Regions from separate parts of the Mus musculus genome. Here all the other regions are linked to region 3. A link is a loop called in an ENCODE intact Hi-C map of the cell type or tissue named here. Cell type or tissue: left cerebral cortex. All regions are shown on one strand. Each heading gives the region's core, and the rest is flanking DNA. Links, peaks and the distances in the headings are about the cores only. Region 1 has its middle 24 kb from the start of Gm33981. Region 2 has its middle 42 kb from the start of 4930556N09Rik. Region 3 has its middle 77 kb from the start of Gm34044. Region 4 overlaps Gm33897 (a long non-coding RNA gene). Region 5 overlaps Gm33981 (a long non-coding RNA gene).

Region 1 (6,242 bases), core at 359-5,358, 380 kb before region 3:
AATATTCTTGAGAACCTTCAGAGTGAGGTTATCCTACAGTTCAAAACATACCTCTCAGAAAAACACGTTCACAGTGAGCTTTTTCAAGAGGCTTTTGTTGACTTCAGTCTAACTCAGTTGCAGACAATAACGAAGCTAAATTACTGAGAGAAATATGAACTGTTTCTGTGGTGTTCTCAGATTTCAAGGTATGTGTTGTGTGGAACCAATGCTCTTTTTCACACTGGAATAGCATGACTTTAAGACAGAGAGCATCTTAATTTTAGCATTGTTGGTCACTTGAGCTGGTATATAGGACACTGTGCTAAGGGTTTTCTGTATACCAGAGGAGGGTTAGCAGCATTCCTCAAATCTACTTATAGATGCCAGTGGTATATTCCTTTTAGGTCAAAATATATCACTCAACATTATCAAATAGTCCCTAGGGGTAGAAAGTCAGTGCTTAAGGCACAGATAAACTTTGAACAACAAAAAAGACTGTGCCTGTAGGTTGAACACAAGATCCCTTAGCACATCCTTAAAACCAGCAGTAGCTACCTTCTACAAAGTAGCAGAAGAAAAATGAGTGTAACTGGGTGCATATTTAGATATCTTTACACAATATTTAATGACTATAAATTTTTGTAGCATATAATTCCAAATACTTAATTTGTTGATTTTTTCAAACATATTTGTTGTATGAAACAGAACTTAAATGAGATAAAAAAATCAATATTTCTGACCTCTGAACTTACCTTATATTTACAATTGATATTCATTTTAAGATTTTGATCTTCATGCATTCTCAGTGATGTTAATTATAGCATCATTACACCAGTGTATAATATAAAAATGCTTATGGTTATTTAGAACACTGCATATAATGCTCATGACTGTACTTGAATTCTGCTCTCCCTTGAAATTTCCATTCTTCTTTCTTACAATATATTTTTTCTCTAGTTCTTAAAATTCAAATTAAATTAAAAAATTCAGAGCATGGTTGGGCATGCCTCTCATCCTAGAACTCTTGGTTTGTAAGGCATTAGATTTGCCAGTTTTTAAATATTTTTTATTAGATATTTTCTTCATTTACATTTCAAATGCTATCCCAAAAGTTCCCCATACCTCCCTCTGCCCTGCTCCCCTACCCACTCACTCCCACTTCTTGGCCCTGGTGTTCCCCTGTACTGGGGCATATAAAGTTTGCAAGACCAAGGGGCCTTTCTTCTCAATGATGGCCGACTAGGCCATCTTCTGCTACATATGCAGCTAAAGACACGAGCTCTAGGACTACTGGTTAGTTCATATTGTTGTTCCACCTATAGGGTTGCAGACCCCTTCAGCTCCTTGGGTACTTTCTCTTGCTCCTCCACTGGGGGCCCCATGTTGCATCCTATAGATGACTGTGAACATCCACTTCTATATTTGCCAGGCACTGGCATAGCCTCACACGAGACAGCTATATCAGGGTCTTTTAAGACCAGCATTGGCTACATAGCAAATTCAAAGAAGCATAAGAATATAGAGACCCTATCTCAAAAAACAAAAGCAAAAACCATTTTCACATCCTAAATTTATTTTTATCTGATACACAATGTATTAGTCAGGATTCTATAAAGTATAGAATGAATCTATCATTTATCTATCTCTATCTATCTATCTATCTATCTATCTATCTATCTATCTATCTATCTATGAGATTTATTAAAATGGCTTACAGGATGTGGTCCAGCTAATCCAAAAATTTCTTGCTGTGAACAGAAAGTCAAAAAATCCAGTAATTGCCCAGTCCACAAGCTTGGGTATCTCAGGTGGTCTTCGGTATCCACTGGAATCCTAAAGAAGTAGGGACTAGTGCCAGTGAAGGAATGGATATACTAGCAAGGCGAGAGCAAGCAGGCAAAGAGAAAAAGCTTCCTTCTTTCATGTACATATGTAGGCTTTCATCAGAAGTCATGAGCCAAATTAGAGGTGGGTTTTCCCAGCTCAAAAGATCTGGATTAAAGATGTGACTTCCTATCTCAAAGATCCAGATTAAAAGTAGATCTTCCTACCTCAATTTAAGCAAAAATTCCCTTACTGGTATGCACCTCCATGTTAGGGTTTTAGGTAATTCCAGGTGTAATCAAACAAAGAATAGCTATCACATAGAGTAAGATGGCATCTGAGCTTATTTCAGGGAGATATGCATAGGTGGGAAAGCTGTGGCAAGAGGACGCACTGAGCACAAGGATTAAAGCCATTCACGTAAAACGGAATGACCTTGTCTTAAAAAAATGCAAAAATAAAATTATATACATGAATGAGGCTTCCATGTCTTATTTTGATAGAGATGCACTATGCAAGGTACAAATGAGGTTAGACATGATTATCTCATCAAACTTTATCACTTATGATGAAAACATTCAAAGTCTCCCTTTTCTAGCCTTTGGAGGCACACAATATATATATATATATATATATATATATATATATATATATATATATATATATATATTTAAAATAACCACAAACATTATCATGTTTTACCCACAAATTGTTTCAACATATCTGTAAAGGTATACTTTAAAAAGTATAATGTTTTTTATCTCCTATAATGAGAAATAACTTTCTTAAAATCACAGATATCCAGTTGCTGTTGAAGGGAAATGGCAATTTAAATTCAGTTAGTGAATGAAATTGTAACAAATCTCAGTTTGGCATTACACTGTTTTACCCACCGAAGGAAGGTCACCAGCTATAGAAATCTTGTTCACACGAAGAAGATTCTGGTTTTTGGAAGGCAGCATCTTTCACACTTTAAAATTCACACACTTGCCTTCTGGACAAAACCAGGCAGATATTCAGACAGGAGTGTATTCTGGGCTTTTCCATTCTCAGGGAAGCCCTCTGGTGGCCAGATGGACTTCGCATGGTTTCAGTGGTTATGTGTATAGTGTGCATGTGTAGGTGCGTGTGTGTATGTGTGTGTGTGTGTGTGTGTGTGTGTGTGTGTGTGTGTGTTATAAGAGGAGAGAGGAAACAGGAAACACTTTGAGGATGTTGGAAGTGAATGCTAATGTTGTTCTTTCCCCAAAGACAGAAGCATTGTTTGGTTCACATATAGTTGTTAAATCTGTGATATTAGTTAGGTATAAGCAAAGGCAGAGATGTTGACTGAATGAAGGCCAGCACAGAAGTCCATGGCTTGAAAGCTTAGAATTCAATCTGCTAGCTTATGAAGTAAGAAATCATAATAAACAAATTGTCTGTCCCTTATAATGTTTCTTTCTGATTGTTACTGTTCTGCAAATGGAAGTTTTCCCACCACCTGCTCCCCAAGGCAAATGTGATATAGCTATTCCAGTTAAGGTAGTCTGAACTTGAAATTGTTGAATAGAAATGTAAACATTCTCTTATCTTTAAATGAAATACTTGCATCGCATTAAACATTAATGTTATAGGTATTTATTCAAACATATTTAAAGAGAGCTTAGAATAGGCAACCCATTCTACTGAAGTTAGAATGAGGGGAGAATTGAAAAAATATGTAATTTCTCTTTAAAAATAGTCATTACTGTGTGAATGGCGAGAATAGCAAAATGTGACCAAATTTGACAAAAGTTTAAAAATTTTAAAAGCCATGCCTTAAAAATAATTCATAAGAAGATATTAAGATACAGAAAAATATACACAATAAATACATCACATATACACATGCACACACACACACAAGCACACACATACAAAATTATCTGCAGTTGGTATTCTTACCTAGTGTGTAAGTATATAAATTATAGTGAGTGAGATGGGTGATTATGTGTACTGCCTCACTCTTTCTTGATGGTACTGGGAAAGAATTGCTATTAACATCTTCATTTGGTGTCTGAGTAAATAAAGTCACCAGAAACCTGTACCTTGCTCAAAGGCAAACAGTTAATTCTTCATCCGAAATGGAAAGGACTGCATGCTTTAAAACAGACTACTCAGTTAGATTTGATGTTTACACAATAAAATAGTATTGGTAATTTATTGTGATTAGTAATTGGTTTTAAATTTTACATTGAGTACTTTTAAAAAGTACTTGGAGGAATGAAGATATTTCTGGTGCCCTGCAATTTTAATAGCCTAGGACTTAAGAAGGTGAAAAGTCTTCACATGGTTGGGATTGAATACTGATTGTTTTTCTTTCTCCAGAGACAGAGGTATTGTTTGGTACATTTAAAGTTGTTATATTAATGATAGTTTCTGCTATAGTGAAGGCAGAGATGTTGACTAAATGCAGCCCAATACATTTTAGTACATCATAGAAGGGAAGTCATGCTGTATTTGTTTTTTGTTAATTTCTCTTAACATGATTTTCTCAAGTTCCAGCAGTGTTAAATATTTTAAATGCTTCTTCTTTAAGGATGAAAAGTGTGTGTGTGTGTGTGTGTGTGTGTGTGTGTGTGTGTGTGTGTAACATATTTAGTTTTATTTATTCATCCTTGAGTGTATACTTATGTTTTCTCTGCCTGTTGGATTTTGTGAATACTTTATGATGAACAGGGGAAACAAGTTTCTGTTGGAGATGTTATTTTAAGTTCAGATGGGTCATACCCAGAAGTGAAATATCTGGGTCACATGTTAATTTTGCTTGCAGGCTGCCCACACTATTTTGCCTGGCATCTATATCACATCACGTACTCACTGACAAAATTCTTTTATACCTTCACCAATACTTTTTGTTGCCTTTAAAAAAGATTGTTACTTCATCGTCTAAGATGATAAAGAGTTATATTACTGTATGTTTTTACTTGTATTTCTATGATCCTGAGCTAATTTGTATATAGCTGTTGATCATTTGCATGTCCAATTGGGAGAGAGGATTATTTTGCACTCTGAAACAAATGTCACTGTTTTCCATAGAGAAAAAAAAAGGTATAATTTAATTTGTCACAGTGATCATACATGAAGCATTCATTGTTAAGATACAATGTGGCTACAGGATATACATCTACTATTACTGAAGACTAGTTTGCATTGACAAGACAATCATGTGTATGTAAAGTCCACTATATGAACTATGAAAATGATGAAACTTCCCCCAGCATGGTGCAGTGAGAAAGGGAATACTGTTGCTTAATCATAGATGAATCTGATTGATTGAGGATTGTGAGAGGAATCACCTGAGACTCGGGAAAGTACAGTTCTCAAGATCAGTAGCAGGTTGATCAGCATTTGAAATGGATTAAAAAATATCTATCATCTTTCTGACTATAACATTTATATTCTCAGCTTTGGGGATTGAGAAAGCTTAGAGAAACTTGGCTTTGGAGCTGCACTTTAAGAATGGATTAGAGTTAGGTAGAAAATAGTCTCTGTTATATCTCATTGATTTATCTGCTGCCTGTGCGATGTGTTGGGAGTAGCTTGATGCAACTCATGGTAACCTGGGACTCAAAGAGGAAAGAAGGGAGGCAAGTCCCTGAAAGATACAAAGAGCTAATAGCTCCATTGACCCCAGGGTCAGTCACAGTAGCCTACTTCTTTTAGAGGCAGGTTTCCAATTAATCAGTTAGGTATAATGCTTTCCCCAATTGTCCTGACCCATTTCCATTTCCCAGGTTCCTTAGACCTCCACTTTCATCCAGAGTCATTGGCCTAGAGTGTGCTTCTTGTAACCACTGAATTTTTCCCCTACAAGTCTGTGTCCTAATTGTCAAAAAGCAAAAAAGCAAACAATAATGTATTGGTTCCCTTTCATAGGATAAAAACTCTTACAAAGGACAAATAAATTTTCCATGAGCACTGGAATTTTTTGTTGTTGTTGTTGTTGTTGTTGTTGTTTGTTTGTTTGTTTGTTTTTCTCTGTGTAGCCCTGGCTGTCCTAGAACTCACTCTGTAGACCAGGCTGGCCTTGAACTAAGAAATCTGCCTGCCTCTGCCTCCCAAATGCTGGGATTAAAGGCATCACTCCCAGGCTAAAATTTACATTCTTTATTCTGACACTTATAAGATCTTCAAGATTTTATTTTTATTTTTTTACTTTTCAATAACTATGAAAGAATTTAGAGCAATCAAAACCAGCTTCATAATTTTCAAGGCTTCACGAACAAATAAATAAAAAGCCTCTTTTTCCAAAATTATTTTGTGTGTTAAGATGATGAAACAGAGCAAGCAATCAAGAGCAGAGCCATTTGGACAGCAGGAGTCATGAGCCCATGGAAGATGCTCTGCAGTGCCTCACATCAAACCTCTCACGGCGCCCGCCACAGATTAGGCTTCTTCATTTTGTCTCCACT
Region 2 (6,242 bases), core at 551-5,550, 230 kb before region 3:
AGAAAAATAAGACAAGATTGAGCCCAAGAGAATTGGGCATGGCTTGATATGATTCAACGATAATTTGGAACTACTTAGTAAATTGAGAGACAGAGGAAGATCGTCAAGATTCAGAGATACAACTTGAGTGAAGAAGATTTTCTTCATTATCAAGAACGGTCACAATTCAAAGCTCTTGCTCTGAAAGAGTGGAAAGAGGAGTTACTACTGTTTTAGGAAATGTTTTGAAACAGTAACTTCTCAGCTCAGGTTTGTATATGGTGGGTACTAGATCCACATGGACTTACACGATACAGCCTTTGTGAGCATCGAGGGTCCAGACATACATATATTTTTGAGCTTCCTTTTGGCAGACCTCAGTGTGTCAAAGCCACGATTAGCCTTTGTGTGGAGAAGAGACTGCATGAGAAGGCTGGGCAGTCTGAAATAGCAACATCAAAATGAGAAATTCAGGGGCTGAGAAGCTCACTCAGGAGTCAAAAGGCTTGTCACTTCTGTGTTAGGATTGGAGTTTGGATCTTGCCCAATGTAAATGCTCCATGTGTCTGAGCCCTTCTGGAATCCCAGCATGAAAATATTGAGACAGGAAGGTCCCCAAAGCAAGCCGCATCAGGGTCTCAGTGAGAGACCATGCATTACTAGATAGATAAACATGAGGCTGGGGATGTTTCCTGACATAAATGGCCAGTGTACACACACACACACACACACACACACACACACACACACACACGAGAGAGAGAGAGAGAGAGAGAGAGAGAGAGAGAGAGAGAGAGAGAGGGAGAGAGAGAGGGGAGAGAGAGAGAGAGAGAGAGAGAGAGAGAGAGAGAGAGAGAGAAAGAGAAAGAGAGAATGAAAGAGAGAGGAAGGGGAGGGGAGGGGGACAGGAAGGGGGAGGGAGGGAGAGACAGACACACAGAGAGAGGAATGTAAAAATAAAAACAAAACAACAAATATATTTTTTAAATTATGAAAGAATAATTCCATAAGAATCTATCAGCATTTGTGAAAACCCACCTGGAATCATCCAACTGTAAAGATATTAGTATGCTAAAAATGTACTTTCCATCTTCCTTCTGTACTACAATTTAATGGTCAACACAAAGCAAACCCAATAGTGATTTTGAAGGTCCTTTTTGCCCTTTTACCCTACAGGTCTTCTGAACATAAAGTATGGTTTCTGACTTAGTCTTTCTGTTGGAATCCACCGTGTGCCAAGGCATGTGTCTCTGTCCTTGTGTGTTTGTGTGCCTTTTCCTTGGCCCCTTTTCTTTTCTTGGCTTTGTCTCTTTTCTCTTATTTTGGTTTGTTTGTTTTGATTTTATCCTTTTATTTTATTTTGTTGTATTTGAGTATTTTTTAGATGCCTGATTTCTAATGAGAAAGAGAGAGAGAGAGAAAAGAGTGTAGATTTGAGCAGGAGGGGAGGTGGGAAAGATCTGGAAGGAGCTGAGGGAGGGAAAACCATAATCAGAATATATTATATGGAAAAAAATCAATTTTGAATCAATAAAACAAAAAAAATTGCTTTATTTTTCTCAACAACAGGACTTGATGATAATTTTGCATTTATCCCAAGCCCACTTTGTGTGCTGATGAGCATTTGTGTTTTCTGACTCCTCGGGTCTGAGTTGCGTTCTGCCTTTCCTAGGATCGGCTCTCACTTAAAAGGCTTCCTTCAGGAAGGTCTTCAGATGGTCAGCTAAACAGCTAATTAAAGGAGCAATTGCCAGGTAAGGTGGGACCTCGTGCACAGCCACCAACCATGGGTTGATAAAGGTGCAAATCTTGATGGGGAGAAAGAATGGTCTCATCAGAGTTTGCTACAGGGAGGTGATGAATCTTTCTTAGCGCCATGGCAACCACAAAAGGAGGGTCCATTTCTGTGATCACTTATGCTGGATATATGAGAAAAGTTCACATACATTCTTTAAAAAAAAAAAAAAAACCTTTTAAAAAGATTTATGTGTGCTAGTGTTTTGCTTGCATGTGTGGATGCTTTTTCCACATAAATGGGGGATCAATGTAAATGTGCCTAGAAGGGTTTGGAAGTCCCATCAAATGTTCCTAAAATGCCTGACAAGAACAGTGTCTTCTTCTTTTGTGAACTTCAGGAGGACTCGACAATCATGAAATTAAGACACTGCTGGCCTTTGGACTTGGAAGAGACATTTATTACTTAAGCCTGGTTTCATTAAAACAACTAACTACGTTGTTGTAAAAGGGGAGCATCAATGAAAGCCTTTACTCATCGCCTTTTCACGCACATATGTACCATCTACCTGCATACCTGACGCCTGCAGAGGTAAGAAGAGGGAGGTAGTTGGTTGGGAGCCACCCTGGGAATGCTGGGAGCCTAACCCAGGTCCTCAGCCAAGACAACAAAGTGCTCTTTACCACTGAGCCACTTCTCCAGCCCCTCACATTTATATTCTTCAAATATGCCTGTAGGCTTTCTCATTCCCTTTTGATTTCTGTTTTTAAAAATTAGCAAGCTTCCAGGAGGCTAATCCCCCTTAATTCTCATGTGGTTTAAATTAAATCTTAGCCTGGACATAAGCTGTGAATACTTTTATAAACCAGGAGCTTGGAGGGTAGATACAATTTTAAATTGAACTTTTTAATTTGTTTCCTGGCAATGTCTTTTTTTTTTTTTTTTTCTTTTTCTGGGCCTGAGGAATTTGACAGTGCCAAGAGTTGTGAATCAGTCCAGATCTCAACCAGATCTCAACCAAAACTGGCATGATGGGAAACAAATGGCCTTTGGAATACAAATGATGGAGGTCAGGGACTTGTTTTCTCATCTTCTGGAATGACTTTTGGAGTATGTGTATCAGGAAGTTGAGAAGGTTGAAAAAAAAAAAAAAGCCGAGTAAGGGATAAAATAGAGGGTTCATTTGAAAAATGGCTAAAAGAAAAATGCATTATGTTTAAATGTCTTTTCTACAAAAATTACAAATCATGAGCTGGAGCACAGACTGTGTTGCCATCCCTAGTGGAGAGGTAGATTCACGACAGCAGGAGCGCCGGGAATACATTTCCGTGGACTCCTTATGACTCAGAGTTGTTCATGTTAATTCTGTAATCCCTAAAAAGATCAACTCTATTTCTTTCCTTGGGGGAGTATTTTCAGATGGCTGTTAAAAGGCTTTCTTTTTCTTTCTTTCTCTTTCAACTGCTGGAGAGCAACTAGAAACAAATCTGTTCTTTCAAATAAATGTTCTGCCCATATGTTATTTTTCATGGGAAGCGATGGAAGTGTGAAGTCCTCTATTCTGCCTGCAGTCTTGCTCTGCCTGCCCAACCCCCACCCCACCATATGTAACACATCTTGAGAGAAGGGGAGGGAGGCTGAAAACAGTCCCTTGATCATTTGTGTGTGTGTTATTTGTGTGTTTTTCTAAAACAGAAATGTGGGGGAGGTTACTCATACAAAGAGTAGATGACCACCTCAGCTATTATAGAGAGTGTCCGAGGGAAGGGAATGAGCACTAGAAACAGCAACAACAACAACAACAAAAAACCATGTGATGGTTGTGAACATGAACTACAGTCCTTATATTTTCATTTGGTGGAAGATAGACATGCCAAGGGCTTCAGAAAAAAAAGAAAGTTGTGCATCTATTTGTGGTACCACCACCCACCTGTGTAATTTAAGAAGTTTCCCTGAATAAAGAGGAATGTACAGTGTACTTATGGATAATAATAAATAATCCATGGGCCAGACTGAGCGGAGTTGACCAGAGTAAGGGGGCCAGGCCAACTGGAGTGAGCTGGGTTGACCGGAGTGAGCAGAGGTCCTAAATTCAATTCCCAACAACCACATGAAGGTTCACAACCATCTGTACAGTCACAGTGTACTCATATACATACATACATACATACATACATACATACATACATACATACATACATACATACAGTGTTAATGGGTGAATTTAATAAAACCATTCCAGAAAAGTGATGCGGATATAGTAGGTGTTTAATGCACGTTAGTTTATTTCCTCTCAATCTTTCATAAGCAAAAAAAAAATCTAGTTTCTGTTTATGATTTATGGATTCTCAGCCAAGGCAATGAACAGATCCAGTGCATGTTGGACACTAAAAGCTTTACAGAAAATGTGTTCCCTGCTAGAAAGTTACCTTACGTTGATTTCTTTTAGCAAAACTTCCATACAGCTTGAAAACTTGGGCGTTTAAGTACAGACTGGTATTTTAGGAAAATTTAACCCCAGGTCAAATGTTTTACGTTGGGAAAATAGTCTTTGATGTTTGAAAGGGCCTGAGTGTTATGCCTAGAGCCAAATGTGTGGGATAGTTCACCCTTGCGAATTGAAACATCAAAAAAGATTTGCATTAATTTCCTGCAAACCAAATATGTAGAGTTTCATGCAGCTTTAATTGAAATGTAATAACTGTTTACAGACTTGACTGCACCATCTCCACAGAGTAATTGCCTTTCCACCCCGAGCAAATGGGGGTAATGTAAATGTGCCTAGAAGGGCTTGGAAGTTCCATCAAATGTTTCTAAAATGACTATTATGACTTCTCTTCTTTCCTGAACTCAATAAGAATTGGACTATTATGAAATCGAGACACTGCTGGCCTTGGACGTCAGAAGAGACCTTTACTACTTAAGCCTGGGCTCATTAAAACATGAAACTGTGTGGTTGTAAAAGAGAGCATCAATAAAAAGCAGCCACTTACTGCCTTTGCATACGCTCTGCACTGAGTTTAACAAGGAAGACGCACCTCGGCTGTTTATTCACAGTCTCTGTGTTCTCATCTGACATGGAGAACTGGTCAACTTGAAGTACTCTGTTGCAATGGGTCCTTTGAGACAATGCTAAGGAATCCTTTCAATGGAGAAAATGAAGAGCTCTTCCGCTCAATGCAGTGGAAAAGACAGCTCTTTTCTCTTAAGCAAAACAAAAAATAAAAACAATGAATATTTCAGATACAGCTCAATAAAAGAGAAGGAAGTTTTTGATTCCCCAATGCAAGGGCTTTAGAATATACTCAAAAGTGATAAGACTACCCAGTCTGCTTTTCTGATGTTGCACTAAAACTGATGTGTTAGAATGGCGGGTCATGTCTCAACAGCACACTAGACCAAGACAGTTCCACGTGGAAGAGGTTTTATTGGGAGAGAGAGAGAAAGTGGTGGAAGAAAGAGAAGAAGAGAGAGAGTGAGGGAGGGGCGTTCTCCTTATTTACATGGAAAATGACATAACGCAGGTAAAGATGGGATGTGAGCCAAGTAGATGCTGGGAATATGTTGTAGGTCGCGTAGTTGCCTATGTGATGTCATAGGGTTGGGAGGTCCTGATGCCAATATACCTCCCTTCTTGTTATTGTAAATAGAAGGAAAGAAAAAGAGAGGGGGAGCCGGGCGGTGGTGGCACACACCTTTAATACCAGCACTTGGGAGGCAGTGGCAGGCAGATTTCTGAGTTCGAGGCCAGCCTGTTCTACAAAGTGAGTTCCAGGTCCGCCAGGGCTATACAGAGAAACCCTGTCTCGAAAAAACAAAACAAAGCAAAGCAAAACAAAACAAAACAAAATAACAAAAAAAAAAAAGAGAAAGAGAGAGAGAGAAAGAAAAAGAGAGGGGAGAAGCTGATGGTGAAAAGGGAACAAGGGTGTCATGTCTCAGCAGCTGCTTCCTGCTGTCTAGGGCCGTTGTTCATTTTGGGGTGTAGGAAGGAAAATGTTTATGTTTCTACTCAGAGTTTTGGGGTACACCTATAAATAGAATTGATACAGACAGAATAAAAGGAGAAGAACGTGTTTATGTGCTTAAATGTTATACGTTATTGGTACCTCTGAGGAAGGGAAGACCTAAAGAAGATGAGCAATTTGAATTTTTATGTGTTGAATATTTTGTTTTATTTATATTATGAATATTCCTATTAAAATATATTATTTGTTACAATATAGATATAATATTATATTTATATTTATGGTATGTTTCATTTACACTATAATCTAAATATTATACATATATTTAAAAATTATATGTAATTTATATAAATGTGTATTGTATATTTAGTTATATGAGAAGAAGTAGGAATTGTGAAAACATAACCAAGGCTAGTGAATTGTTGAGAAGTATCCATAAAAATAAAGCCAGCTTACCAGGGTTTTCTCTAAGCAATTCTGTCCACCTTGACTCTCAATCCCTGGTGATAAGATGGCTGCCTTCCATACAGGACTTTATTGGACCTAATAGATTTTTAAAA
Region 3 (6,242 bases), core at 552-5,551:
ATGCAAGACATTATTTATTTTATTTTATTTTTTTAAACAAACCTACTTTTAACACCATGACGCATTTCCAGACAATTCTCACGGTTTTCTCTAGCCTTCCCAAAATAGCCCTGTAGATTGAGATTCTTAAATCTTTCTGAAAACAGGAAAAAGGTTGTCATCTTCCAGATGACGTGGTCACATCTGATTTTCCTCGACGTCTAAGAGCTCCCGTGAGGTCTGGAAGCTTCCATGTGTTTGTGTAGTCTCGTGGGATGGGAAACCTTTGTAGGGCTAAGAACCTGGTAATGGTCACGTGGGCCTGCACCCAGTTTTCACCGCTCTGGCCCCTATAAAATCCACTGGTGAACTCTGAAGTCTTCCGGACACACCTGTATTCATTCAAGGGACATGGGTTCTGGTTTTGTTTCTTTGGAATTCACAGCCAATGAGATTCTAGGGCAGCCGTTCTCAACCTTTCTAAATGCTGTGGCCCTTTAACATAGTTCCTCGGGTTTCAGTGATTCCTCCACCCCCAACTATAAAATTATTTTTGTTGTTACTTCATAACCATGTTTTTGCTACTGTTATGAATCATAATGTAAATATCTGTGTTTTCTGATGGTCTTAGGGGAGCCCTGTGAAAGGGTCATTCCACCCTCAAATGGGTTACAGCTCTTTGAGAACCTCTGCTCTAGGGGAAGAATATACACCTTGACTTTTGTGAGTCCATCTGTGTTTCCCCTTAATTATTGTTAGAGGTCTGGAAACCAACCGCAGAAATGCATGCCCCTATGTAATTTTCACCATGCAATAAGTAGAAAATGAAGTCTATTCCCTTCAGTACTGTTGTGAGCTTTATGAAGTTTGCTTAATCATGTTGGCCTAACAGCAGCGAGGAGCAGCTAGAGGAATTGATCATTCAGCACGTAGGTATAATTATAGAGAGCCCAGGGGATTTAATAGAAATAGCACAGCAAAGATTAAGGAATTCTCTTACTCTTCCATCTTCCTGTCTGGGGGAATGAACATGACAGACAGTCTGCTACTTCCTGCAGTGGAAAGAGTGAATGTTGAAGGAAAACAGGATGGAAATGGAAGGGAAGCAGAGAGGAAATGGAAGGGAAGCAGAGAGGAAATGGAAGGGAAGCAGGAAGGAAATGGAAGGGAAGCAGGAAGGAAATGGAAGAAATCTTTAAACACTCATTTAATGGATGTGACTAGGAATGAGATTAGGAATGACTTCATCGGAGTGAACGCCATGTATAGAAAAAGTAAGTTTGCTTTCTTGTAAAGAACATGTGTGACTCTAAGCAGATGATGAAGGTGGCTATAGAGGTGGAGCAGTGTGGGCAACAACTGCTTGCATTTTCTCATCTCTCTGTCTCTGTCTCTGTCTCTCTCTTTAATTTTATTTTTTTACTTATTCACTTTACGTCTAGCTCACAGCCTCCATCCCAGTCACCCCCTTCCGCAACCCTTCCCCCACTCTCCCTCCCCCCCCCCCCCCGTTCTCATCTGAGCTGGTAGGGGCCCCTCTGAGAACACACCCCACCCTGGGACATCAAGTCTCCTCCATGCTAGGCACTTCTCTTCCCACTGAGGCAAGACGAGGAGGCAGCCCAACTAGAAGAACATATCCCACCTACAGGCATCAGCTTTTGGGGCAGTCACGTCAATCCCTCCATTCCAGTTATTTGGGACTCACATGAAGGCCAAGCTGCATATCTGCTACATATGTACGGGAAGGCCTAGGTCCAGCCTGTGTATGTTCTTTGGTTGGTAGTTCAGATTCTGAGAGCCCCAAAGGTTAGTTGACTCTGTTGGTCTTCCTATGGGGTCCTTATCCCCTTCTGGCCTGCAATCCTTCCTCCTATTCTCCCGTAGGAGTTCCCAAGCTCCATGTACTGTTTGGCTGTGGGTGTCTGAAACTGTCTCAATCAGCTGCTGGTTGGAGCCTCTCAGAGGACAAGATGCTCCTGTCTGAAGCATAACAGAGCATCTTTAGTAAAATTAGGGATTGGTGCTTGCCAATGGGATGGGTCTGGCATGGGGGGCAGCTGCAAGGCCTGGGTTTGAGCAAGTAAGGAACTCAGCCAATGCATGGAATAAGGCAGTATACATACGGTGGCCCAACACTCTTCCACTGACACCACCTCATGCTATTTCTATTAAGTCTCTTGGGCTCTCTACGACAATTATACCTACTGGCTAAATGATCAGTTTCTCTAGCTGCTGTTAGGCCAACATGATTGAGCAAACTTCATAAAACTCATGACAGTCCTTAAGGGAATAGACCTTGTTTTTGGAGCTGTCGAATGCTGAATACGTGCAGGCAGGCATACACACAGTCTTCTGGGAATGTAGCTGTTTGGAAATATAGTTAATCAGTAGGTTTTATTCTTTGCCTTTTAGTTCCTTATATGCTGTGTACAACGCATTATAATTGAGTGTCATAGAAAAAGAAAGGCACAGGACGCTTCCAGTTTTGTATGTTTGCTAGATGAATATGAACAGGGGAAAAAAGTCCATTACTGGCTCCAATATGTACTTTGGAACAATACTTCACAAATAAATATGTTATGCTTTTTCTCAAACAGAAAATGTTTGGGCATTGTTAGTTTATCATGCCCAATTAGACTATAAACGTTTGTTCCTCTTTTACTCAGAAGCGGGGTTATTTTAGATGCCACACCCACACCAGGAGTAAAGGTTTCTTAAGTTTTGCTTATGTGTCCTGTACCGTGAAATCTACGCTCAAGAGGAAAACAGTGTGTTGAACTGACACTTTCCTCTGTGGTTAATATGTAAGCCACGTATTATCTGAATTGTTTTGCCAAAACACGTCTGGCTGGGTACATTACACAGGTCACTCGCATATACATATTGGAGACAATAAGGTATCCGTAACAGCGTTGTGTGCTCACTCTTTTCATCTAATTTAAAATCGCGACGTGGTTTAGGAAAAGCTCTCTTAAGTCACAATACCAAGTTATTGCAGCAACATTTGTCCTCCGTGGCACTAAATTCCCTGTATAGTAAATTGTGTTTTCGGTTGCTTTGTCCCATAGTGTTGATCATAAGCCGTACTTAAGGATTTCAAACGGCGACAGCGCCCCCTCACCCCCCCCCCCCAAACCCCTTTTTAGTCCTAAGCTAGAAGTACCTATCAAATCCTATTTCTTTCCTTAAAGACACACAGGAAAGCGCCGCGGAAGAGATTCGTCGACTGTGCAACAGCGACCCCTGGCGGCCCGATGCTCGCAAGGCCTTGAGCACCCAGAGCTGTCTCTAATCAAGTCCCTCTTTGTTTTCCATATCTGGAGAGCGACCCGGAACTGTCTTTGAGAGTGTGGGCTGTGTTTGATACCCACAATCTAAAGCTCAAAGTTTCAGGATCTTCACTACTCACGGCGTACAACTCATGGGTCTTTGTTTTCTTTTTGTGACATTTAATGAAATGAGTTTTGTAGTTGGGTTTTGTCCCTTTCTCCTTGCCAGCGAATCACAACAACAAACTTGCACATTAGTAAAAAGCCTTTGATGGCTTTTGTCTGTTTGGGAGGAGAAAATGCCTGAAAAGTAAGTAAAGGTCTCAGGGAGGTGGGGGGAAGGAAAACGAGTATTGCTTGTAGCACGAACACCCATATGATTCATCGGTAGAAGCTGAGCTCTGGCTCCATTTCTTTTGTAGATTTCCCGGCTCCCCTCACCCCACCCCCCGCTTTGTTCCGCTTCAAACCTTTCAGAGGGCTGAAATGCATTATTACCTTGTTAAATCTCTACCCAAATCATTTCTACAGCCCGAAGCTGTTTTGACGTGGGTTGAGCATCTCTCTCTCACACACATACACACAAAAGAATTGCTTTTGTTCCCAGACGCTCTCATTGGCTGAACGGCCTCCCTTTCGGGCCAATCAGAATCTAGTTGTCAGGCTTGGCAGGCTATTTTTAACCCAACACACAAAACCACTGGGTCTTGGAGGCAGTCCGCGGCAGAATGAAAGTCCCCATAGTAAAAGGCAGCAGCTGAATGTATTTTGGATGTCACGGCGTGTTTGACATTTTCTCTTTAATTCCATATACACTGTTACATTAGCATGTGCTTTTTCGTAAACAACTAACTCAGAAATGGACCTGCGTTTTCACAAGCTCTGTATTACCCTTTTAGGAAGAGAAAGCCTAAAATATATTGTATTCAGACTTGATCCAAAAACATTTCATAGTGTGTGGACGTATTAAACACACACACACACACACACACACACACACACACACACACACAGTTTCAATACGAGTGTGAAGGTGCTTTTAACAAGGGATTTTTGTAGATTTTCATTTTGGGTTGACAAAATTTTCATCAGTGACTGAATGAGAGTTACAATAATATCCATCTTTCTCCCTTACCGCATTCAATATGTATATAATTACTGCAACATGTATACACTTTATGTGTGGCATCTAAAATTATAAATACTCAGTGTGGGGTATTTTTGTGGGGGTATTTAGATAAAGCATGGTTTGCAGCATATTCAACCGATTGTTCAGTGGGGGACTTTTTTTTTTTAACCTCCCTAAATACACTTTAAGTGACAAGGCATCAAAACACATAGTTTGTAAATTATCTAACATATCCAGGAAACGAAAAGTTGCCAGATGTGAAAATACCAGGTTGTAAAGTTTGATTCACCCCCCAACCCCCGAGCCTTCCGTTTAATAGGCCAAAAAGCAGAAAAAGCTAAGTTGATCTCAAAATATATATCACAAAGCAATTTATTGGCAGAAAAATGAAACTATTTCCTGCAAAGGAAAGGGGGGGTTGTGGAGGCCTAAATAAGAAAGATGTTAAGAATCTCCCCTGGTTCTTACAAGAGATTTTTAAATTGTAGATTTGCCTAGTATTTATTTATCCAAGCTTGGCGATATGACTTTATTTGTTGTTCTTTGTTCATCTCCTGAAAAAGGCCTGTTATTTTTTGTTGCAAACCACGAAAGTGTCATTTAAACATGGTGTCAGGCAAGTGCAGAAATCCCGCAAAGGCTCCTGGGAGACATGGCTAGGATCCTATTCAAAGATGCAGGCGTTCTTCAGGAGAGAGGCTTCCATAACAAAAGTAGCCAAGGATAAGGAAAAGTTTACACAAAAGTTCTAGCAGAACTGTGGAGAACAGTCAAGATGTAGGGAAGGTGTGTACCTTGCCTTAGCAGATTTCACTGTTGGGGAGAAATGTCCCCTGCTTTTCTGATGGTGAATTTGAACGACTGTAACAATGCACCTGGAAAAGAGGCCACTCTTTCCAACAACTGTGTGAGGCACACTAGGTCAGCTTTCTAAAACCTCTATAATAGCTCCCAGGAACTTTGCTAGGTTTAGATAGGCAACCAGCTGCTAACAATTTAGTTTAATATTCATTCTTATTAGAGTCAAAGAATCTGAAAAAAACTGAGACCAGGCAAGATTCTTTTCTCTTGGCAGTGGCATATAGCACATTGAACTCCAGTAAAAATTAATCCATGACACTTTTTTGATGCTAGGCCCTCATTCTTTGGGCCGGGTCATTTTGCTCTTGACTTAATCATCTGGGAAGTGCCTTGATTTGGGTTGTTTGTTTGTTTGTTTGTGGTTTGGTTTGATTATATGCTTGTCTGGTTTAAAAGTAAATATACAACGATCATATCAATTTTTTTAAATGTGTCTTCACCTCGCAGTCTCTGGGTTTATATATAAACTCCCTAAAGGCAAAAACTATTAGAATAAAATAGGTATATTATTATTTTTTAAAGAAAATAACATTTAACCCCTCCACCCAGCATTTGTTAAGTTTTATCCAACCCTGGTGTACATTTTCTTGTCCATGGAAGTTCTCCTGGGAGAAGAAACATATGCAGGTCCCTTGCCTGAGCCTCTATGAGAATGGTAAGCAGAAAAGGACTGGATGCTGCCAGGTTCCAAACTAACCAGGTAAGAAATGGAGTTATTGTTGTCTGCAAAATGTAGATCCCTAGGCCTCCAAGATATCTTGTGATCACCTGCTGACTAAACTGTGATCATGTTAACCGAGAGATGGGTGCAGTCCCTGAACTGAAGCCCTCATGCCAATGTGTTTGTAGAACCGATAGAGTAGACCAAACCCTAGTTCTATCATGACAAAATGGGTTCTTGCTGAGGAGTGACAGTTTTCTGTGTGTTGGGTAAAATGGTGGAGAAGGATGTCTGTCAATGACAGCTGGTGTCTTCAGCTTGCTTCTCACTTCCCAGGAGT
Region 4 (6,242 bases), core at 682-5,681, 580 kb before region 3:
AGGTACCCACCATATGTATATGGTAGTGTTCAAGATTCAAAGCTCTGTAAAAGCCCATAGTTTCTTTCAGAGATGAAACAGAAAAAAAAATGCAAATATAGATACTTAAACACACCACACATGCAGGTAGTGCATAGTCTCCTCTTTTTACCAGACAGGTCAATCCAATGCCTATTTACTCTGAGTCATTTAACTAACAATGATGTATGGGGCAAAGCCAATACTTTTCAGACATGGTGCCAGGCATGGAACAAATAATCAGAGCACATCGTTTGTCTTGGAGATGGTCTTGACTTCATAAACACACAAGGGAGGAAATGACCAGCTCTCTCCAGATAGAAGATGTGCCAGGAAATCTTCCCAGAGAAGGTGGAACCTGTGCAGGGGGCATAGAGGTGGTGGTGGTAGTCGTCATGAGATCGTCTTTGTAGAACAGGGCACTAGCTTGACCTAAGGCTCCTTCAGGCCTGCTGCATCTGCATAGTTTGTAATTCACTAGTGCCGACTGAAAGGGAGACGTGATGTGGTATGAATTCATGATCTGACAGCCTCCAAATCATGCATGATTTTAAATGTCTGTGCTTTGGGGATCGGGATGCACCTTAGCCTGTAGAGTGCTAGGATAGTATACACAAACTCTTGGGTTAGTTCTCCAGGACTGTATCCATCTGGCATGGGTACCTCTGAAATCCCAGCACTAGGAGGTTGAAGCAAGAGGGTTAGAAGTTCAAAGCCATCCTCAGCTGTGTAGTGAATCTGAGAGTACCCTGAGCTACCTGGGACCCTGTCTCAAAAGAAGGAGAGAAAAGAGAAAGAAATGTTTTACCTTTCATTTTGAGGAAAAGAACTTTACTCAGCCTGAAACCCCAAACTCATAAACACATAACAGCAGAGAACAGGGTTCTTGGAATTAAAGCACCGGGTGAGGGGGCAGACCGGGTTTTCGTGACGCACACACATGTAGAGCTTATGCTGTAGGAATCCACTTTACAAACAAATGATCCAGAATAATACAGAATAATAATACAGAATAATACAGAAACTAGCAATTTTGAGGGAAAGAAAGAAAGAAAGAAAAAGGAAAGAAAAAAGAAAAAAAGAAAAAAAAAAGAAAGCTCTTCTAGCTTCAGTTTTCAAACGCTTTCTTTTGAGAGCCCATTAGTCATAAAGGTGTTTCCATAGCAAATGTGTGTGGGATGCTCTCAGCATTGCTGGCAATGGTTCAAGGGAACCTCTATCATTACTCCCCCCCCCCCCCCCAGCAGTGTGGCTCATAAGTCCACAGCGCTATTCCACCTTTCCGGTAGGACAAGGTTTAAGGACCTGAAAAAAAGGCAAGGTGAAGACCTGGAGGAGGAGCACAAACCAAGTAACAAAGGGAAGATAAAAGTGGAAATAACAGCTCAGTGTGAATAATAGGAATGCAAATGGTGCTGCTAAAATAGGAAGGAACATTACTTTCCTAAAATGCAAAGCAAAGGAAAAATTGTAGTAACGAAGCGTTTTGCCTGGTGAGATTGTACACTGCGCACACCTCTCCAAAGTGTAGCCACCTACTCGAAGTTTCCCCAGCGTGAGGCTGGCAGGCTGTGAACTTGGTGACTCATTTTAAGAAGGTTTACTACAGAGTTCCAATCTTCTTTAAAAAATAAAAAATAAAAAAAATATCTTTCATGTTTCCTTCCAGTAGCTGCCCTGCTGATGGTCCAAAAATACTCACTGGAGCTAGGAAGAAAAACAAATAACTAGTAAGTGTATGCAAAGATGTCTGGGATTTATTGTTTGGTTAAAAAATATGATGGAAAAATGTATCTGGTTAAAAAATTATGGTGGAAAAAATATATCTGATATGCCAATCTGCATCTAAGAAAAGAAGTAATCAGAATATAAATGTTTTAAATAAAAATACTGTAGGGAAAGTTTATTTATGGGGATGTGAGGAAGTGGGGGAGAAGAGATAGAATTAGAAACCAGAGTCTGACTATAGTTTGTTTTCATTTTGAATTCAAATGCTGTGAATGTTTAATGTGATTATAAAAAAAATTAAGTGTAAAACAAAGTCGTCTTTAAGAAAATTGAAAGCTGAAAAGACTCAACGGGGACCAGATTCTCAAATTGGTGTCACGATCATAGCTAGGAGTTACTGCTCACAGCTAGGAGTTACTGTGATAACATAGTCTATAGAGACAACCTCAGGAAAGAAATATCCTTAACTGTTACGGGAATGTGAATTAGTATAACTGATATGAAAGGACAGCTTGAAGGGTCCTTACAAGACTACAAGGAGAAATAGCTTTTAGCCCAGCAATCTCCTGGCTGTCTTGTACCCAAAGGAAGGGAAATCAGCACATCAAATAAACCTAGCTCTCTTGTGTTTATTCCCCTGCCTTTCACAATAGCAAGATTCAGAGTCAACTTAGATGCCCATCACAGTGATAAAGATGTAGATACACATTGGTATATATGCTTCAGCCTTAAAAAGGACAAAATCCTGACACTTGTGGCCTTGTAAATGAGGTCAAATTATATATATAATTATGTTAAGCAAAAGAAACTTGACACAGAGGGACAAAAGTCACACTCCAAGGCAAGTTTGATTCACAGAATTTCATTCACTGAATTGATTCATAGAAAAAAAAAAAAACAAAACAAAGTAGAGTTGGTGTTATCAGAACAGGAAAAGCCCAGGATGATATTAATGGGAAAATTATAGCTGCATAGAAGGAGTAAGGGCTAGAGAGATGGCTCAGCGGTTAAGAGCACTGACTGCTCTTCCAGAGGTCCTGAGTTCAAATCCCAACAACCACATGGTGGCTCACAACCATCTGTAATGGAATCTGATGCCCTCTTCTGGGGTGTCTGAAGATAGAGATGGTGACTCACATAAAATAAATACATTTTTCAAAAAGGGAGTAGGTACAGTTGTTCTGTTGTCCTGTATGGGTCCAATAGACCACAATGATTTACTGTATATTCTGAAAAATCTAGAAGAAAAAAAATTTAATTAATTTTAGGTCAGCACCCTCATGTATATGTACCCCAACACTCTACTCTCAGGCACTCTTCTCCCATTCCAGCTGGTTTTCTTTTAGAAGAGAGAGTTTTGAATGTGCTCTTCACAAGAAAATGGAAATGGTGGGGGGTGAGAGTTTTGTCACTTATTCTGAGTTGTTCATACAATGCACCATAAAAATGTTTAGCAAAACATAATTGTCGTAATAGGAAAAGCATTAAGGAGATCTTTAGGCCTCTACACCCCTTCCATCTTTTCTTCTTTCCTTCTTGCATCTCCCTCCCTCTGTCTCACACTCTTTCTGACTGCTGGCATGCTATGGGGGTAAAACAGATGAACTAGGATTTTTGGCATAGAAGATTTAAGACCAAAGTCAAATCCTGCAGTCTGCGGGTTTGCAGTATGCTAGTCATTACCAAGTGTCACTGAGACAGATCTTAATCTAGAAAAATATTGATTCCCTAGACCTTCCCACAAAGGGGATTTTTGAAATCACAACAGGCAGCTGAGAGGAGAAGCCATAGCGTTTGTTCATTTCCAAGGGTCAGAACTCAGCGTCGACTAGAGTCTTTACCGTGTTCCCCACTCAAAGGGACTAGAGTTGCTTGTCGGGGGTGGGGTGGGGTGGGGTGGGGGTTGAGGGTGGGGGACTGTTCACAGACATGGAGGCTGGAGTTATGTAGCAGGAACTTAGAATCATTGATCATAGCAAGGGTAGAGAGGCGATGAACAACATGTGGGTTATATCTATAACTGAGCTGACTAGGTAGACTGGACATTCCATATGCGGTAATGTAATAACGGTGAGGAGCTGACGCATGTCAAACACATTTACATCGATAGGTGTTAACACAGACACACAGACACACACACAGACATACACACACACACACACACAGAGAGAGAGAGAGAGAGAGAGAGAGAGAGAGAGAGAGAGAGAGAAACTAACACAACCCTTCTAAACTGGACTGTTGGGGATCTTTAGGTGCTGTCAGGGAAGCAACTCCCAAGTGTAGAATCTAGAAATGAAGTGGGAAAGACTCCATGCGAATTCCCTTTCCTACGCAGGTCACTATAGGCAAACCAGATAGCAAGTGTCTTCCTCAAAAAACAAAGTGAATTTAGATGATTAGGGGATCAAGAACCTATTAGGGGACTGCATAGTTATCAGAACTTTGTCTTACTGTTTATTGTCTTTAGTGATGACAAGAAATCATGGATCTATTTAAAAGGAAACTCTTCTTCTCTTTCACAAATGTGTATATGCGTGTGTGCATGTGTACTTACACATCTCTTTAGGTATTTGTATAATGATACAAAGTCCTTGTTTAACTTCAGTATAATCTAGTTATGTGGAGGGTGAGGATCTAGATAAGGATGGAAATAAAACAGAACTAACTTGGGACTTCAAATTACTGAGGCTTATAAATGGTGTTTATGTTATTCTGTGTGTGTGTGTGTGTGTGTGTGTGTGTGTGTGCATTTTTGAAAAATTCCACTTAGAAATGTTTTTGAATCATCCAATCAATGGTTCTGTTCTTTTCTGGGCCCTGTAATCTAACAGTCCTGTTTCCCACTGCCCTTGTGTGGTCACATGAGAAGCTCTGGAAACATGCTTAGAAACAAACAAGCCTGCTACTGTGGTGGGCAGTGTTTCTCTAGAACTCTTCAAAAGTTTTTGTCCTGGATAAACACTGGACAGAGGGAGAGATGAATTCTTTACAGTGTTCGAGCCCCGAGCTGGTAGTGTCTTGGCAGGCGTGAGCTTTTGGACATCTGATGTCTGGAGCATTAGAAGAGCTTTGCGCCTGTTGCTCCCCTCTTCTAGCAGGAAGAATTGTCAGAAACAGCATCTCATTCATGGCGTGCTGGGGTCTCCTGACTGATTACACCCTCACTGTAGGAAGACTGACTGCTAGGGATTTAGCAATTAGCTCGTGACTAAACTTTATTCCGCAAGCATTTGAAATTTCTTTATCAACCAAACTCAGTTTCAAAAAATTGCACGGAGTTACTCCAAAAATATTTCTGGTTATTCTTAAGTTTTTTTTTCTTTCTTTTTGTGTAATCTTTCATTTGCAATACATTTTTATATGACTTCATTGGTATTTCCCCACCATTGTTTAAATCTTAAATGAAACAACTATTTGTGCCTTTGGCCTCTTGAATTTAGTCTTTCTTCCTTCTGACATCTTTTCAATTTCTTTATAATTTTCTTCTAATTTTCATGTGTTTGTGGTTTGGGGGTTGTTCAGTGTGTGTGTCTCTGTGTGTGTGTCTGTGTGTGACTGTGTGTGTGTGGTTGTGAATGTATGTGTCTGTGTGTGGGTGTCTGTATGTGTGTGTATCTATGTGTATGTTTGTGCATGTGTCTATGTATTTGTGTGTTTGTGTCTATGTGTGTCTGTGTGTGTATCTATGTGTGTGTGTCTGTGTCTTTGTGTATGTCCCTGTGTTTTTGTTTGTCTGTGCCTATGTGTCTGTGTCTTTGTCTCTGTATGTGTCTATGAATGTGTGTCTTTTTATATGTGTCTTGTATGTGTGTCTGTGTATATGTGTGTCTGTGTGAGTCTGTGTGTGTCTGTGTGTTTCTGTGTGTCTGTGTGTATGGGTGTCTGTGTGTCTATTCATCCAACTCTAGGGACCCTTTTGTTCCTTCTTCCCCAGAACTCGGGTAAAGATCCCAACTGTTTATATGGGTGCTGGAAATCAGAACTTGGGTCGTTATTCTCTCTCTCTCTCTCTCTCTCTCTCTCTCTCTCTCTCTCTCTCTCTCTCTCTCATCTCTTACTGACTGAGGCATCTCCTTAGTCTCTCCTCTAACTCTCATGTGATTTCAAGCTTGTGTTTCTTTTAAAAAGGTTTCTCTTCCTGCAGAAAGAATTCCTTCTTATATTTTGCTAGTTTCGTTTTTATAAAGCATCTAACATCTGATTCTTGTTTCATGGATACTTACTGCTACCGAATGTTGTTCTCTAAGTGCACTGCTCCTGTCTTTTCTTCTTGCAGCGCTAGAGATGGAACCTGATGCCTTTTGCATGTTAGGCAATCACTTTACCACCCAAAGGGTTTTCTTCTGCTGTCAGTTTCCTCTGCATTTTGCTTTTCCTTTCTATGTTGGAAGCTTCCTTTAAATATCTGCTGACCCATGGGATTCTCTAAATAGCTGACTGAATATTGTATGGAGACGCTAAAAGAAAAATTATTTTGATGCAGGGTCTTACTTTAT
Region 5 (6,242 bases), core at 620-5,619, 360 kb before region 3:
TACACATCTGCAATAATATGAAAATTTGTTATGACTGACCTGGGAAGTACTTTCTAGGTCTGTGGGGTGTACTACTTGTTCAACCACATGCAATTACTTTAGTAATCTGTGTCTGATTGCTTCCTCAGAGGTGATAGGTTGGTTCTTGGTAAGCCCTTAATGTGCTGAATTTACACAGGTACATTGTGTGTTTTTATGTCTGACATTGGCAGACATAGAACGTCATACCTGAGGGGACAGCTCTGACACCAGTATTTGCCGCACACAATTTACACCATCATTGCTATTATTATCCTGTTCTGGTATTTTATGATCCCACTCAGTTCCTCCATTTCTTCCATAGGTTTCTGTCTGTAGAATACTTCTGACACCAACGAAGCTGTAGTTTATACTTCACTGATACACACCTAAACATGTACACACAGAAATGTGATAGGTTACTTTCTCATGACGAAACTACCCAAAGCCAGAATCGTGAAATTGAGATGATCTCTGTGCAATATTACACAATGAAACATTTGCCAGTGCTTGATTGGGCAAATTTAGGAAACACTAAGAGGCCCACAATGGCATCCTTCAATCAGGGCTCACACAAATACTATCCAGGAAAAGCTGCAGGCAGGAGAGGCAGGAAGAGTTTTCAGTGTCTGTCTTGGGTGGAGAGTGCTCGGTGTTCCTAGGGATCTGGCTTCACAGAGCATGCATGGGTTTGAGCCAGGTCCTCTGCATGTATGCTATGGTTGTTTAGCTTAAGGTGTTAGGGGGGCTCCTACCAGGGAGAGTGGAGTTGTCTCTGACTCTTTTGCCTGCTCTTAGAACCTTTTTCATCCTACTGGTTTGTCTAGTCGAGTCTCAATATGAAAGTTTGTGTCTAGCCTTGCTGTAACTCATTACACCATTTTAGGTTGACACCCCTGGGAAGCCAACTCTTCTCTGAAGGGAAACGAAAGAGGAGGAGTGAATCTGAGGAAGAGAGGAGTGAGAAGAACAGGAGGAGTGGAGGTACAGAAAAACCACATTCAGAGTGTAACGTATGATAGAAGGATTGAAGAAATAAAACGTTCCCTCAGAGAGGAGAAGCATGAATCAGGTGGTGCTGATCATCTGATGTGGCATAAACCGCTGTTATCAGACAACTGATATATAACTTGGCCTCCCAAGAGGTATTTCATCCAGCATCTGCCATGGTTTCACACTTCTTTTTCACTATATCAAATGGGGCTTATTTTGTCATTGTTGTTGTTCAAACCTTTCATCTAACGGTTCAGTAGTTGAAAACACAAGAGATCAACAGGAGAAAACCAAGCTCTCATTAATGTGTGCATGAGAGTCATACAAACCATGACATTCAAAGGGGGATACGGTTGAAGCTTAAATGCCTCTTCACAGGAGGAAGGGAATGTAGTGCAGTAGGGGCTGTAAGGCACTCTTAGAGGGGAATGAAAATGGGTTTTTAAAGGCAATAAGCTCAAGGAACGAGGTGCTGGGACAAAATTCCTCAGACTCTCTGTGTGTCGTTCAGTATTCTGTCTCTGTGTGATCTGAGCTTAATCCTCCCTGGTTAATGCAAGTTCAGTAAAAAGAGTCAAGGCAGCTGTGTTTTTCTTTGGAGAGTCTGTCTTTAAGTCGATCAAGTAACTGGAGAAATCTCTTCCCTGTGTCTTCTACTTTCAATTTCAAGTCCAAAGCAGGCCATTTGGGGGTTTTTTACTCTCTACACCAGTGTATTGCTTCAAAGCTGTATCTTTTGAGTTAGTTTAATTCTAATGTCCAAAAGCTTTCAACATTGTGTGGGGATGTGCTGTCCAGTTTCTGATTAGAAGACCTGACAACTTGGCCAGATGGTCTTAGACGTTATGGTACACTATTGACCACTGAGGATGAGACTGGAGGGCATCTGCTTTCTAGAGGGTGAGTAAATCTCTCTGCAAAGCTAAATGCACAGTTAGTTCTGGATGTAGCTGTCCAAGAAATTATCAATTTGGAGACCATTGCTCCACATAAATGTAAGAAGGTGTTCCCCAGCAGTCATGATGGTCCCATGGAGTGACTGTTGTTGTTGTCTGAGTCAGAAGACGGGAAGGCCTCACAAATGCCCACTGCTGAGAGGTTCCATTACTCTGTACTACAGAAATGTAAGATTTGAAAGGAGAGCCTAGTAATTGTTCTTTGTGGCTGGAACAGCAAGCCAGGAAGAATGATCGCAGCCATTAGAAAGCAGGGAAAGATAACGAGGAGCAGTTCTTCGAGGCAGGAGCCACCCTTAGCAGCTCCCACATAACTTCTTCATCTTGCTTCTTCTTGAGTCCTGGCTTTTGGTTCTCCATGATTCTGTGAAATCCCTGTAGTATTTTTGTTCATCTTGTTCATCCTTGACTATTACAAGCTGGGAACTCTGAACTTTTACTCACACACTTGAGCTTTTGGCTCATTGGCTCAATCAGTCACCATTTCTATGTTAACTTCATTCCAAATTCATGAGAGCTAAGACAAGTCACTCACAGTACTTAGTCACTCAACGGAATGGTGACCTCACTGAGCGAGAATCTTTAAGAATGAAATGAGGTAATATAAATGGAACTCGAATGACAGATCCCAACACATCCAGAACACACCAAGTGCACTTAAGCATATTATAAATATTTATTTACATCAACATCATTAATTGCAATCTTTATATGAGCAAAATCATATTTAGAGCACTCTGTTTTAGATGGGCTCATATCTCTGAAATGGAATTTTAATCAGCATTTCCAAACATTATAGAGACATACTCATTTATTAATCATAGCCCTCATTTTCTTCAAAAAACAACTTAGTGAACATTTCATATGTTCATGCTTATTTTTGTGTGTAAAAAGACTTAGCTACTATCTTGAACCAATCTAATTTATGCTGCTCAATTTGGGATTTTAATTAATAAGATGCTTTCTCTTGATTTACATTTTCTTTCATTAATCATCCTTTGGCTTTAAAGAAAAAAATAACTGATATTCTTTGAAGATAGCTCTGTACTGTAGCTAGCTTGACTACATTTATGTAAGAAGAAAGGAGGGCACAGAGGTGAGCACAATTTAGGTTTTATAATTACACAGGTGATTGAATTATTAAGAAGATGGACAGAATCCTACTGGGATAGTTACACTCGCCTTCATCTTTATCTTTCTCTAAAAAGATGGTTCTTTGATGCTCTTGAACATTTGTTCCAACTGGCCCACTGAGCAGTTTGAAGCTTATTCAAAGGTCACAGTTTTTGGGCAAGACTTCATTCATCCGACCCAGATGGGCTAAAATACAAAGGAATGTAAATACTTCCAAGTTAGAGTTGTGAGAGCCAAGATTTCCAGCCTGCTTCTCTTAGGCATTGTTTTAGTCTTGGAGAGTTCTGTTTGGAAATGAGAGTGATCCTCCAGAGGGCCTGGAGAGGAAGCAGAGTTGCTGCCCTCTACAACACAACAGAAACTTGGCCCTGGCATCAATGGAAAACTTTCTAAAGTGTTCTCTTAGATGCCGTTGAGGAAAAATTGCTGAACTCAACACTTCCCTCCTGGCTTCAATAAGAGCTAAGAAGGTTAAGCTATTTAACCAAAGCTCGGTTTTAGAATATTACGTCAGCTACTTTCATCCTTCATGAGCTACCGTATTAGCTCTTGCTTGGACATATTCTACTGCGAAAGCTTCCAAAAGGAACTCTTGTGTGTTCTATCCAATTATGTCTTCATTTTCCCTTTGTTGATTTCAGCTTTAGCAGATAAAAAGAAAAATCTTCCAGTAGTCAAAATTTTATAACGCATTCTCTCTACTTTGGGAAGTGAAATAAGAAGTGATGAAACTAACATCCATGCAAGTTTTAAAAATCAGTATTATTACTCAAGTTTAATAATCTTATATGATACTAAATTTTAACTTAAAAAATGTGTAATAAAAATATAGCATTTTTTCCATGCAAATATCTGAAATCACATTTATATGTTATTTGGGACAATCTGAGCTTCTGTTGGACACTGAGTATATAGTTTTCACTCATGAATTCCTCACTGGGGTAAATCAACAAAAATGTTCCCCATAAAATTCTGAGAGTAGTCCACATAGGTAGTATCAACTATCTTCATTGCGATTATTTCTGTCTGAAAAACCAGTGAGCCATGATTCTAAAGCACATTATCAGCATGTATAGAACATATTGTTTACTGATATCATGGCTATTGTTGCTTCAAAAACAAATTTACTCAACTTAAATTTTTTTATTTTACTTTGGAACAGTGTAAATGTGATACATGTTCAGAACAAGTCATCCTTTGACCTTTCAATGTTGCTCCTTTACCAGGCTAATACCATCTCATAGGGTGTTGGTGGGAGTAGCCAGAAGCTTCTGGTCACCAAATGATCAGGATGTAGATGTTCATTGCTCACCAGAGATCTCAGTTGTTACCCACACTCTTTGATAATATATATATATATATATATATATATATTTCTGATGGTTAATCTTTTTTTATTAGATATTTTCTTCATTTACATTTCAAATGCTATCCCAAATGTCCCCTATACCCTCCCTCCGCCCTGCTCCCCAACCCACCCACTCCAGCTTCCTGGCATTCCCCTGTACTGGGACATATAATTTTCACAAGACCAAGGGCTTCTAATCTCATTGATGGCTGACTAGTCCATCCTCTGCTACATATGCAACTAGAGACACAAACTCTGAGGGGTACTGGTTAGTTCATAATGTTGTTCCTCCTATAGGGTTGCAGAGCCCTTTAGCTCTTTGGGTACTTTCTCTAGATCCTTCATTGGGGGCCTTGTGTTCCATCCAATAGATGACTGTGAGCAACCACTTCTGCATTTGCCAGGCACTGGCATAGCCTCACAAGAGATAGCTATATCAGGGTTCTGTCAGCAAAATTTTGCTGACATATGCAATAGTGTCTGGGTTTGGTGGTTGTGTATGGAATGGATCCCAGCTAGGGTAGTCTCTGGATGGTCCTTCCTTCCATCTCAGCTCCAAACTTTGTTTCTGTAACGCCTTCCATGGGTATTTTGTTCCTCATTCTAAGAAGGAATGAAGTAGCCACACATTGGTCCTCCTTTTTTCTTGATTTCATGTGTTTTGCAAATTGTATCTGATAAATCCATTTGTTTCATAACTTCTGTTAGTTTCAATGTGTCTCTGTTTAGTTTCTGATTCCAGGATCTGTCCATTGATGAGAGTGGGGTTTGAGCCTCCTACTATTATTGTGTGAGGTGCAATGTGTGCTTTGAGCTTTACTAAAGTTTCTTTAATGAATGTGGCTGCCCTTGCATTTGGACCATAGATATTCAGAATTGAGAGTTCTTCTTGGAGGATTTTACCTTTGATGAGTATGAAGTGTCCCTCCTTGTCTTTTTTGATGACTTTGGGTTAGAAGTAGATTTTATTCAATATTAGAATGTCTATTCCAGCTTGTTTCTTTGGACCATTTGCTTGGAAAATTGTTTTCCAGTCTTTTACTCTGAGGTAGTGTCTGTGTTTGTCCCTGAGGTATGTTTCCTGTAAGCAGCAGAATGTTGGGTCCTGTTCATGTAGCCAGTCTGTTAGTCTATGTTTTTTTATTGGTAAATTGAGTTCATTGATATTAAGAGATATTAAGGAAAAGTAATTGTTGCTTCCTGTTATTTTTGTTGTTAGAGTTGGGATTCTGTTCTCGAGGCTGTCTTCTTTTAGGTTTGTTGAAGGATTACTTTCTTGCTTTTTCTAGGGCATAATTTTTGTCCTTGTGTTGGTGTTTTCCCTTTATTATCCTTTGAAGGGCTGGATACGTGGAAAGTTATTGTATGATTTTGGTTTTGTCATGGAATACTTTGCTTTCTCCATCTATGGTAATTGAGAGTTTTGTTAGGTATAGTAGCCTGGGCTGGCATTTGTGTTCTCTTAGGGTCTGTATAACATCTGTCCAGGATCTTCTGGCTTTCATAGTTTCTGGTGAGAAGTCTACTGTAATTCTAATAATGCCCTTATATGTTACTTGACCTTTTTCCCTTACTGCTTTTAATATTCTATCTTTATTTAGTGCATTTGTTGTTCTGATTATTATGTATCAGGAGGAATTTCTTTTCTGGACCAGTCTGTTTGGAGTTCTGTAGGCTTCTTGTATGTTCATGGCTATCTCTTTCTTTAGGTCTATAATTTTGTTGAAGTTATTACTAGCCCTTTAAGTTGAAAATCTTCATTCTCATCTATACCTATTATCATTAGGTTTGGT

The links. A loop is a pair of places that touch in the nucleus more often than their neighbours do. Peaks named below come from ENCODE experiments on the same cell type or tissue, not always from the same donor. Only the 100,000 strongest peaks of a DNase experiment are listed, where the experiment ranks them.
Region 1: a loop joins it to region 3, with 12 times the contacts of the local background. A loop is called at or near these places in 13 of 42 quality-filtered maps.
Region 2: a loop joins it to region 3, with 14 times the contacts of the local background. A loop is called at or near these places in 2 of 42 quality-filtered maps.
Region 4: a loop joins it to region 3, with 2.7 times the contacts of the local background. A loop is called at or near these places in 3 of 42 quality-filtered maps.
Region 5: a loop joins it to region 3, with 3.0 times the contacts of the local background. A loop is called at or near these places in 4 of 42 quality-filtered maps.

What each region holds. Positions count from the first base shown.
Region 1 is chr10:96,931,966-96,938,207 of GRCm38, forward strand. No RefSeq gene overlaps it. Among named protein-coding and RNA genes, the nearest start is that of Gm33981, 24 kb to the right of the region's middle. In left cerebral cortex, for the core only: a CTCF peak has its summit at 2,849 (motif pointing left); a DNase peak (open chromatin) is centred at 2,852.
Region 2 is chr10:97,075,074-97,081,315 of GRCm38, forward strand. No RefSeq gene overlaps it. Among named protein-coding and RNA genes, the nearest start is that of 4930556N09Rik, 42 kb to the left of the region's middle. In left cerebral cortex, for the core only: a CTCF peak has its summit at 2,991; DNase peaks (open chromatin) are centred at 3,070 and 3,245.
Region 3 is chr10:97,309,919-97,316,160 of GRCm38, forward strand. No RefSeq gene overlaps it. Among named protein-coding and RNA genes, the nearest start is that of Gm34044, 77 kb to the left of the region's middle. In left cerebral cortex, for the core only: a CTCF peak has its summit at 3,246 (motif pointing left); DNase peaks (open chromatin) are centred at 3,233 and 3,902; H3K4me3 peaks cover 1,575 bases; H3K27ac peaks cover 1,718 bases.
Region 4 is chr10:96,726,100-96,732,341 of GRCm38, forward strand. It overlaps Gm33897 (a long non-coding RNA gene), which reads left to right. Exons shown (of 3, transcript XR_871979.1): 3 at 1,688-1,825. Among named protein-coding and RNA genes, the nearest start is that of Gm33897, 13 kb to the left of the region's middle. In left cerebral cortex, for the core only: a CTCF peak has its summit at 2,827 (motif pointing left); a DNase peak (open chromatin) is centred at 1,523.
Region 5 is chr10:96,945,678-96,951,919 of GRCm38, forward strand. Gm33981 (a long non-coding RNA gene) reads right to left here. Exons shown (of 3, transcript XR_380715.2): 3 at 73-407. Among named protein-coding and RNA genes, the nearest start is that of Gm33981, 10 kb to the right of the region's middle. In left cerebral cortex, for the core only: no CTCF peak of the experiment used is centred there; a DNase peak (open chromatin) is centred at 3,385.